Regions from separate parts of the Homo sapiens genome. Here region 2 is linked to region 1. Evidence: chromatin loops called from intact Hi-C (ENCODE). Cell type or tissue: dorsolateral prefrontal cortex. All regions are shown on one strand. Links, peaks and the distances in the headings refer to the core of each region. The heading gives the core; the rest is flanking DNA. Region 1 overlaps LOC105372581 (a long non-coding RNA gene). Region 2 overlaps ABHD12 (abhydrolase domain containing 12, lysophospholipase).

The links. Peaks named below come from ENCODE experiments on the same cell type or tissue, not always from the same donor. Only the 100,000 strongest peaks of a DNase experiment are listed, where the experiment ranks them.
Region 2: a loop joins it to region 1, with 6 times the contacts of the local background. A loop is called at or near these places in 23 of 110 quality-filtered maps.

Annotation. Positions count from the first base shown.
Region 1 is chr20:25,396,576-25,401,957 of GRCh38, reverse strand. The region is part of intron 2 of LOC105372581 (a long non-coding RNA gene); the gene reads left to right. Among named protein-coding and RNA genes, the nearest start is that of GINS1, 8.4 kb to the left of the region's middle. RefSeq lists a silencer at 3,838-4,038. In dorsolateral prefrontal cortex, for the core only: a CTCF peak has its summit at 2,659 (motif pointing right); a DNase peak (open chromatin) is centred at 2,628; H3K27ac peaks cover 724 bases.
Region 2 is chr20:25,334,344-25,339,725 of GRCh38, reverse strand. It overlaps ABHD12 (abhydrolase domain containing 12, lysophospholipase), which reads left to right. Exons shown (of 13, transcript NM_001042472.3): 2 at 375-499. Among named protein-coding and RNA genes, the nearest start is that of ABHD12, 54 kb to the left of the region's middle. In dorsolateral prefrontal cortex, for the core only: CTCF peaks have their summits at 1,574 and 2,992; a DNase peak (open chromatin) is centred at 2,996.

The sequences.
Region 1 (5,382 bases), core at 97-5,096:
GGGAGCAGGCTGAATCTAAAAATCTGAAAGAATCTGTTGTCCCACCCACAGCGCCAATTGAAAATAAAAAACGGAGGAGGATAAAAATTGGCCTATACTGCCTCCTCCAGTTGCAGAAACATCTGTACTGCCTCCTTCAGTAGCAGAAATAGAGACCCCAATACAAAGATTTTTACACTCTGCTGCCATAGCTGGAGAGCCCTTAGAACCCTGTGCTTTTCCTATTTTTGTAAGGTCTGATCCAAATAATCCACAGCAGGTTATTCATGAACACACTCCACTAGAGTTTAAGTTGTTAAAGGAATTAAAAGCAAGTGTGGTAAATGATGGCATACAGAGCCCATTTACCTTAGGATTGCTAGAATCCGTGTTTGGTGCTATGAGTCTTTTACCCTTTGATGTAAAACACTTGGTGCGAGCTTGCTTGTCCACTAGCACATATCTGACATGGAATTTAAATTAGCAAGAAATGTGTGCAGACCAGGCTAGACAGAATCATGTTGCTGGACATGGAGACATTACAGAGGATATGCTATTAAGTAATGGCCCTTATTCAGACCTGGAACATCAAATGGCACTCCCAGACGCTGCTTATCAGCAGTGAACACAGGCCGCTAAAGGTGCCTGGGCCACAATTCCTGAAGACGGAGTCCCAGTACAATCCTTTTTACATATCATGCAAGGGTTGCAAGAGCCCTATGAACATTTTCTTTTTTCTTTTTTTCTTTTTCTTTTTTTTTTTTTTGAGACAGAGTCTTGCTCTGTTGCCCAGGCTGGAGTGCAGTGGCGCAATCTCGGCTCACTGCAAGCTCCACCTCCCGGGTTCACGCCATTCTCCTGCCTCAGCCTCCGGAGTAGCTGGGACTACAGGCACCCACCACCACAATTGGCTAATTTTTTGTATTTTTAGTAGAGATGGAGTTTCACCGTGTTAGCCAGGATGGTCTCGATCTCCTGACCTCGTGATCTGACCGTCTCGGCCTCCCAAAGTGCTGGGATTACAGGCGTGAGCCACTGCACCTGGCCACCCTATGCACATTTTCTTGCAAGACTGCGAGAAGCAGTGAAGCGCCAAATTCCTCATACCGCAGCTGCAGAAATGCTAATCTTAACTCTAGCTTTTGAGAACGCAAACACGGATTATAAACATGCACTGGCACCGGTGAGGTGTACAAAAAACTTGGGAAATTTTCTCAGAGCTTGTCAGGACGTGGGAACTGAGCTTCATCACTCTGAAATGTTAGCGCAAGCAATGGCTAATTTAGCAGTTGACAAATCTAAAAGGAGCCAAGGGTCAAACCCTAAAATGGGAAAATGTTATGATTGTGGAAAAACTGGACATTTTAAAAAGGAATGCCGCCAGATCTCAGGACAGAAAGGACCTTACAATACAGTGCCCCACCGAGCGGAAAAAACGCCAGGACTTTGTCCTTGCTGTAACAAAGGAAATCACTGGGCTAATCAGTGTCGCTCAAAATTTCATCAGAATGGGACCCCCATGCCAGGAAACGAGACGGGGCCTGGACCCGGGCCCCACAAACAATGAGGGCATTCCCAGCCCAGACTTCAACCCCGTTTCAGGGATGAGTTCCCAGAGGCACTTGATTCCCTCACCCCAGGAACACCACAAAGTGCAGGATTAGATCTACCCGCCAGAGAAAGAATCACGTTAGTAGGGGGAGACAGACCTATCAAAGTTCCCACTGGTATTTGGGGACCTTTACCAACAGGATACATGGGACTAATTTTAGGCAAAAGCCATCTTAACTTGCAAGGCATCACTGTAGTCCCAGGAGGGATTGACTCTGATTATGAAGGAGAAATTCAAGTAGTTTTAATGTCACAAGATCTTTGGGTTTTTGAACCGGGAGAATATATTGCTAATTATTGCTTATTCCCTGCAAATTACACCCTTCTCCACGAAAGGAGAAACAAGGAAATAAAGGGTTTGGGAGCACAACTACATGGGAAATCTATGTATCCCAACCCATAGCCTCTAACAGACCTGCTTGTGTAGTACAAATTAAAGGAAAAAAATTTTATGGGCTTATGGATACAGGAGCTGATGTATCACTAATCTCTAAAGACAACTGGCCCCCATCCTGGCCCTTGCAATTAACTTCTATGTCCCTAGTGGGAGTAGGCACAGCTCAAAGTGTTCAACAGAGCCCTGAGATTTTGTCTTGTCTTGGTCCAGATGGACAGTCATGTACTTTTCAGCCTTATGTTGCAAATATAGCTATCAATTTATGGGGTCAAGACTTACTTACAGCATGGGATATGAGACTTACAAATGAAAACTTCGATAACCCAGGATTTAAAATGTTGAAGAACACGGGATATCAGAGGGGAAAAGGTTTAGGAAAATTTCAAGGAAATCCTAACCCGATATCAGTAACTGGAAAAACAGAAAAGGGCTAGGACATCAGGATTTCTGATGGGGGTCATTGATATTTCTCCTCCACCCACTACCTTACCATTAGAATGGCTCAGTGACAAACCCATATGGGTAGATCAATGGTCCCTATCTCAGGAGAAGCTGACACAACTTCAGCAGCTAGTGAAAGAACAATGGGATGCCGGACTCAGAGAGGAGTCAGCCCCTGGAATTCTCCAGTGTTTGTTATTACAAAAAAGTCCAGAAGATGGCGACTGCTACATGATTTAAGAGCTATTAATGCACATATAAAACTGATGGGTGCCTTACAAAAAGGTTTACCATCTCCAGTGGCTATTCCAAGAGACAGGCCTCTTGCAGCAATAGATCTTAAGGATTGTTTCTTTACTATGCCCTTACACGGCAAGGACGAGCCTCGGTTTACCTTCTCTGTGCCTTCTATTAATCAAAGAGAATCTGTTTCTCATTATCAATGGAGAGTTTTACCCCAAGGCATGCTTAACAGTCCTATGCTATGTCAGCCTTTCGTAGGGCAGGCATTAGAGCCTCGGAATACGTTTCCTACTGCTTACATCATTCATTTTATGGATGATATTCTTTTGGCTGCTCCTACAGATCAAATCCTACAACAGTTATTCAGAGAAACAAAGAAGGCTTTGACTAAATGGAGTCTCCAAATAGCTCCAGAAATGGTACAAACAACTTCCCCATTCCAATACTTAGGAACTATTGTTAGAGAGAAGTTTACGGCCTCAGGAAGTAGTTCTCCATAAAGACAGGTTACAAACTTTAAAGGATGTTCAGCAATTATTAGGAGATATTAATTGGCTATGGCCAATGTTAGGTATTGTTACCTATCAACTTACACATCTTTACCAAACCCTGCAAGGAGATTCTTCTTTAAATTCCCTGCAGCAATTAACTAAAGAGGCAGAAGCTGAATTATGGCTTGTAGAGCAAAGGTTACAGCAGAGACATGCCTCAAGGCTACAGCTGCAAAAACCCTTGCTTTTGTTTATTCTTCCTACCCCCCCACTCTCCAACAGGACTTTTGGGACAGTTCATAGACAAGTCTGTAACAATAGAATGGCTCTTTTTACCTAATCAAACAGTCAAAACCTTGCAAGTTTATTTTTCTTTAATTACACAAATTGTGACTATGGGCAGGCATAGGTCAAAAATGCTTATGGGATATGACCCCGACAAAATTATTGTTCCTTTAGACTCCCAGCAACAAGCCAAAGCTTGGGAAATGTTGACTGCCTGGCAAACTGCTTTTGCAGACTTCGTGGGTGCTATAGATAACCACTACCTCTCAGACAAAATTTTACAGTTTTATAAAATCCATTCTTTCATTCTTCCTGTGATTACTCATCACAAGCCTATTCTAGGTGGACAGACTTATTTTAGTGATGGCTCTTCCAAAGGTTGTGCTGCTATCTATGGACCAAAACATACTCAAACAATAATGACCTCTGGGGTTTCAGCTCAACACTCAGAGCTAATTGCAGTCATTCAGGTTTTACAGCTCACAGCTCAGATCCCATCAACATTGTCTGTGATTCAGCTTATGTTGTAAATGTAGCCAGTTGCATAGGAACTGCTACAATTAAAAGTACACTAGACCCAGAACTGCTTCGCTTCTCTTCCCTTCCCTTCCCTTCCTTTCCCCTCCCCCCTCCCCCTTTCCCTCTCCCTTCCCCTCCCCCTTCCCCCTTCCCCTTTCCCTTCCCTTTTCACTTTTTTTTTCTTTCATTTTTGAGACAGAATCTCGCTCTGTTGCCCAGGCTGGAGTGCAGTGGCATGATCTTGGCTCACTGCAACCTCCGCCTTCTGGGTTCAAGCAATTCTCCTGCCTCAGCCTCCACCACCACGCCTGGCTAATTTTTTTGTATTTTTAGTAGAGACGGGTTTCACCATATTGGCCAGGCTGGTCTCCAACTCCTGACCTTGTGATCCTCCCACCTCGACCTCCCAAAATGCTGGGATTAGAGGCGTGAACCACCACGCCCAGCCGGCTTAATTTATTTGTAAGACTTCAACAAGCTATTCGCTCTCCTGAAGCTCTTTTTCATATTTCTCATATTCACTTTCACACACAACTTCCTGGGCCACTATCTCTAGGTAATGAGAAAGCAGACAAGCTGATTGGTTCTGTGTTTCAGCAAGCTCAAGTGTCTCACATGCTTCTGCACCAAAATACTGCCGCCCTTACTCGCATGTTACCTTTATCTCGCAGCCAAACTAGGGCTATAATACAAGCCCGTCCTACTTGCCAGCATGTCCCTAGAGCCACACCTGTAGAAGGCTGTAACCCACGAGGTTTGGCTCCAAATGATATTTCGCCAATGGATATTACACACATAGCAACCTTTGGTAAGCTTAGCTATGTTCATGTAACTATAGACACTTATTCTCATATGCTGCATGCTACATGCCAAACATGTGAGACAGCTGGTCATGTACAGTGACATTGTCATCATTTGCTCACATGGGGATACCTAAGCTATTAAAAACTGACAATGAACCCACTTATACTAGTCATGCTTTTCAAAATTTCTTATAGCTTTGGGCTATAATCCATAAAACGGGAATTCCTTATAATCCTAGAGGACAAGGCATTGTAGAGCGGGCACATCGAACATTACAATGCATGTTGAAAATACAAAAAGGGGGTATAGGAGGCCAACTACCACCTCAATCAAAACTACATTTAGCCTTATTTAAATTTTTTGACTCCTGGTACGGATGGTAAGACTCCAGCAGAAAGACATTGGCAAGTGTTAGAGGAAAAGAGGAAAGTTTATCTGAAAGTGTTATGGAAACCCCTGGAAGAAGGAAAATGGAAAGGTCCGGTGGATTTACTGACATGGAGAAGAGGGTATACTTGTGTTTTTACAGGAGATGGACAAACTGTGTGGGTGTCCTCAAGGTGCACGCGACCATGGAATAGGAGACTGGAGGAACCCAGGGTGGCCAACCAT
Region 2 (5,382 bases), core at 221-5,220, 62 kb after region 1:
GCCTGAGGAGGCCGCTCTTTCCTGATACGAGGTTACAGCTGGGGTCTGATGTCAGGTGGGGGGCATGGTGGGGTCTGCTTTCTCTGCTGTATTCTTCTGCAAGGGTGAGTGTAAGAAATCATTAGCTATTTCTATGTCTTTCAAGAAAAAAAGTTCCTCTTACCCCCAGTAGAGTTCTAAGCCCAAATTAAAAGACTATGTAAAATAATTACTTGAGTGAAGGCAGGTGGGAGGCTACTTTTATTATTGGCAGTATCCTTGTGGAAAAAAAAATATGTGTGGCTCTTGTTTAGGGATTTTGATAACACTATTAACAAACTACAGCAAAATGGCACCTACTGCCTTCTGACCTATTCATTGCTTTTCTCTTGCAGGCGAAAGGGCGTGTGGTTGCGCCTGAGGAAGATACTTTTCTGTGTTTTGGGGTTGTACATTGCCATTCCATTTCTCATCAAACTATGTCCTGGAATACAGGCCAAACTGATTTTCTTGAATTTCGGTAAGTGGTATGTGTCCATTTTTCCTTTAATTTTAGTAAGGGTTCATTTTCATGGTGATGTCTGATTTTAGGGGTAGTCTTTTTACTTTAATGGAGATTTAGTTTACATACAGTGAAGGGTACATATCTTAAGTGTACAGTTTATATACCTATATCTTTAGAGATAGATAGGTAGAGCTACCACCCAGATTGAGAACTAGAATGCTTTTATTACCCAAAAAGGTCCCTGTGCCCCTTCCCAGCTGGAGGACTTTCTGTGCTAGTGTTGCTCCCCAGCACTGGATTTCTGTCCACAGAAGACTACACTGCCCTGGGGGACCAGCGTATCTGTCTTCAGCTGAGGTGAGTAAAAATGTTGACAACATGAGAAGTCAGCTGAAGCCATCATGTTGGAGATGCCTTGTCAGTTGTGCATTCCAGGAGCCTAGCTGCCCTTGGAAAAGATGACCACTGAAAAATATAGTACCTTTAAAAAAAAATGAGGCCTTTTTTCTTTTTTAAAACAAATTAGTTTTTTATACCCTTAAAAAAATCCAGATACACAGTACTTTGGTTTCTGTGGAATTTTGTGCTGGCCTTGTAGGTATTGTAGTCTCCTTGAGTGAACTTGGACCTTGTGTGTTTTTTCACGCTGTGTATTTACTTTTGGAGATGTGGGAGGAGAAAGGTGCAGAAGTATCAAGCCCATGAGGTCAAAGGCAGAGGCTCTGGGCACATGGCCCTGGGAACAGTCCTACAAGCGAGGCTCCAAGGAAAGGGCCGCATCTGTGGGTTCGAGGTTTGAGAACAACGGGGCTCGCACACGGTGGGTGTTCTGTGAAGGACAGCCTGAGAGGCAGGTGCTGACAGCATTAGAACAGGATGAGGCAGGGGCTCTGGGGTCACTCTGTGGCTAGATTGGTTTGCACATAGTGAGTCTGGCCTTATGCGTTTGGGAGTTTGAGGCTTGGAAAGCTGGGCCTGATATTGCTGAGGCAGCAGGTAAGCTGGTGGAGTGGGAGGAGGAGGAAAGGAGGAGGCCGCAGAGGAACACAGGAGGTACTGAGAGGTGCCGGACTCCCTCTGCAGGCATCTGGGCTTATGAGTTTGGGTGTTCAGTCTATAATAGACTTAATCACAGAAACTTAGGAGATGACTGGCTAAAAAAGGAATTTCTGTTTCTTTGTTTTTGTTTTTTTTAATGCCGGTAAGAAGAACATAAATTATAAGGCTATTTAATACTTTGTAAATCTGAGTTTTTATTTGGGTGTCTTAAAATAACTGTAAAACACATGTAGTATACTAAGAGGCATTTGATTTTTCTAATGGAAAAGTAGAACTTCTAGGAATTTTTCATCTCTAAGTTTTGTCACTTGTGAGAAGCACAAACTCAAAAAGAAACTAACAGTATACCAAAATGATGGGAGTTTTGTTTTTCTGACTTTAATGTTCCTTAAATGTACACAGTACAGCCCAGAAAGCATTTGGGGCTTAGGTATAAACACGAAGCTACAAGGGCTGCAGATTCACCATCAGCAGACCTCAGACTTGACCCTCATGGCTTTTCTACCTTTGCTGGCCCCCTTGGGCAGGTGCCTTTGCTGCCAGGCACATGAGCTGGTTCTTGAAGGGAGGGTGTGGGGTGCATTGCCCTGCGTGGCCTGGTACATTGTGGGCTCCCAGCAAATGTTTGAATTGAATAGATTTTCTTTAGCTTGATTGTTTGGGCTACTGTAGACACACAGCCTACAGATTTTGTTCTGTGGGTTTCCTAAGGAGGTGGTAGACTGCTCTGAGGGAGGAGAACTTTGGGTTCTCCTGGTCCAGCCCCATGGCATGGGAGAGGAGGGCTGGGCTTGGGCAAGGGGAGGCTGAGCCTCCCAAGGTGTTGCCCATCCTTAACGATTTCCTTCCACCTGTTTGCCACACTGGAGTTAGGTGAGCCTACAGTGGCATTTTGTTTTGTTGTTTTGTTTTGTTCTGAGACAGGGCGTGGCTCTGTTGCCCCAGCTGGACTGCAGGGGTATGATCACGGCTCACTGCAGCCTCGACCTCCCAGGTTCAGGTGATCCTCCCACCTTAGCCTCCTGAGTTGCTGGGACTCCAGGCACCCACCACCACAACGTCTGGCTAATTTTTTATATTTTTAGTAGAGATGGGGTTTTGCCATGTTGCCCAGGCTGGCCTCAAACTCCTGGGCTCAAACAATCCTCCTGCCTTGGCCTCCCAACGTGCTGGGATTACAGGCGTGAGCCATTGCACCCAGCCCTGTGGTGTTTCTGAAAGAGATTTTTAGTTGCCAAAGGTCTAGCACCAAGAAACAGTGTCCCTGGGAGCAGCGATTGGACATTCCTTTCGCCTCACCCCCCTGGGCATCTGCCTGGCCCCCACACCCCACTCCTCCTGCCTCTCCATGATGAGCGACCCTCATCTCCAGGCCCCGCTGTCCTCCCCGGGAAGCCACAGTGTTTTATCAGCACATGAGGCCCTTCCAAGTGTGGTTCTCTGTCTCCCCCTTTGGGAGGAAAGGCAGTCTTCAGAGGAGCAGCATGGAGCTTGTTGGTTTTCCAGTTGTAATGTGCGTCCAAGGTTTACAGGTCTGTGCCTGTCTGCGTCGCCGAGGAGGTGGGGTCTGTGGCGTGGCCCTGCAGTGATTTGGAATTTTGTTGGGGAGGTGCCTCTGCTCTTGTGCCCAGACAAGAAGCCTGACCTGGGCATCCATTCAACATTACAGGAAAAGTAGCAATCTCTTGGGCCCCAGAATGTGGTTAAAATATTCTTCACAGCAAATCTATCTGAAACCAAATTTATAAATTAGATAAATAAGCTTTTAAAGAAACATAGCACCTACAATGTAAGGCATTATTCTACTTTAAATACATTTTCATAAGCAAAACATCATGATTATTCTAAAAACAAAGAATTAGCTAAAAAAAAAAAGAACCCTGAATAGTATAAATAAGAAAATGAACATTACTCTGAGAAAATGCTTGTTAACACCGTAGTTTATTTCCTACTGACCTTTTTTATATGTGTCTGTTTACATGCACATAAATATATGTGCTTTTCAATACTTGTATGCACAGTCTGATTCCATCCAAAAGATGTTTGGATGAGACTCAGCATTTATGAAGCCTAGAATATCTTCCCAGCCGTTATTTGCCTTCAGATCAAGAAGGTATCTCTTAGTGAAAGTCATGTCTTGGTTCAGAGGCTAGGGAGGGCTTTTTTGGAAATAGGTCAGATCTATCATCATGCATTTGTTTTTTGTTTTTTTTTTATTTATTATTATTATACTTTAAATTCTAGGGTACATGTGCACAATGTGCAGGTTAGTTACATATGTATACATGTGCCATGCTGGTGTGCTGCACCCACTAACTCGTCATCTAGCATTAGGTATATCTCCCAATGCTATCCCTCCCCCCTCCCCCCACCCCACAACAGTTCCCAGAGTGTGATGTTCCCCTTCCTGTGTCCATGTGTTCTCATTGTTCGATTCCCACCTATGAGTGAGAATATGCGGTGTTTGGTTTTTTGATCTTGCAATAGTTTACTGAGAATGATGATTTCCAATTTCATCCATGTCCCTACAAAGGACATGAACTCATCATTTTTTATGGCTGCATAGTATTCCATGGTGTATATGTGCCACATTTTCTTAATCCAGTCTATCATTGTTGGACATTTGGGTTGGTTCCAAGTCTTTGCTATTGTGAATAATGCCGCAATAAACATACGTGTGCATGTGTCTTTATAGCAGCATGATTTATAGTCCTTTGGGTATATACCCAGTAATGGGATGGCTGGGTCAAATGGTATTTCTAGTTCTAGATCCCTGAGGAATCCCCACACTGACTTCCACAATGGTTGAACTAGTTTACAGTCCCACCAACAGTGTAAAAGTGTTCCTATTTCTCCACATCCTCTCCAGCACCTGTTGTTTCCTGACTTTTTAATGATTGCCATTCTAACTGGTGTGAAATGGTATCTCATTGTGGTTTTGATTTGCATTTCTCCAATGGCCAGTGATGGTGAGCATTTTTTCATGTGTTTTTTTGGCTACATAACTGTCTTCTTTTGAGAAGTGTCTGTTCATGTCCTTCGCCCACTTTTTGATGGGGTTGTTTGTTTTTTTCTTGTAAATTTGTTTGAGTTCATTGTAGATTCTGGATATTAGCCCTTTGTCAGATGAGTAGGTTGTGAAAATTTTCTCCCATTTTGTAGGTTGCCTATTCACTCTGATGGTAGTTTCTTTTGCTGTGCAGAAGCTCTTTAGTTAAATTAGATCCCATTTGTCAATTTTGGCTTTTGTTGCCATTGCTTTTGGTGTTTTAGACATGAAGTCCTTGCCCATGCCTATGTCCTGAATGGTAATGCCTAGGTTTTCTTCTAGGGTTTTTATGGTTTTAGGTCTAACGTTTAAGTCTTTAATCCATCTTGAATTGATTTTTGTATAAGGTGTAAGGAAGGGATCCAGTTTCAGCTTTCTACATATGGCTAGCCAGTTTTCCCAGCACCATTTATTAAATAGGGAATCCTTTCCCCATTGCTTGTTTTTCTCAGGTTTGTCAAAGATCAGATAGTTGCAGATATGCGGTGTTATTTCTGAGGGCTCTGTTCTGTTCCATTGATCTATATCTCTGTTTTGGTACCAGTACCATGCTGTTTTGGTTACTGTAGCCTTGTAGTATAGTTTGAAACCAGGTAGTGTGATGCCTCCAGCTTTGTTCTTTTGGCTTAGGATTGACTTGGCGATGCAGGCTCTTTTTTGGTTCCGTATGAACTTTAAAGTAGTTTTTTCCAATTCTGTGAAGAAAGTCATTGGTAGCTTGATGGGGATGGCATTGAATCTGTAAATTACCTTGGGCAGTATGGCCATTTTCACGATATTGATTCTTCCT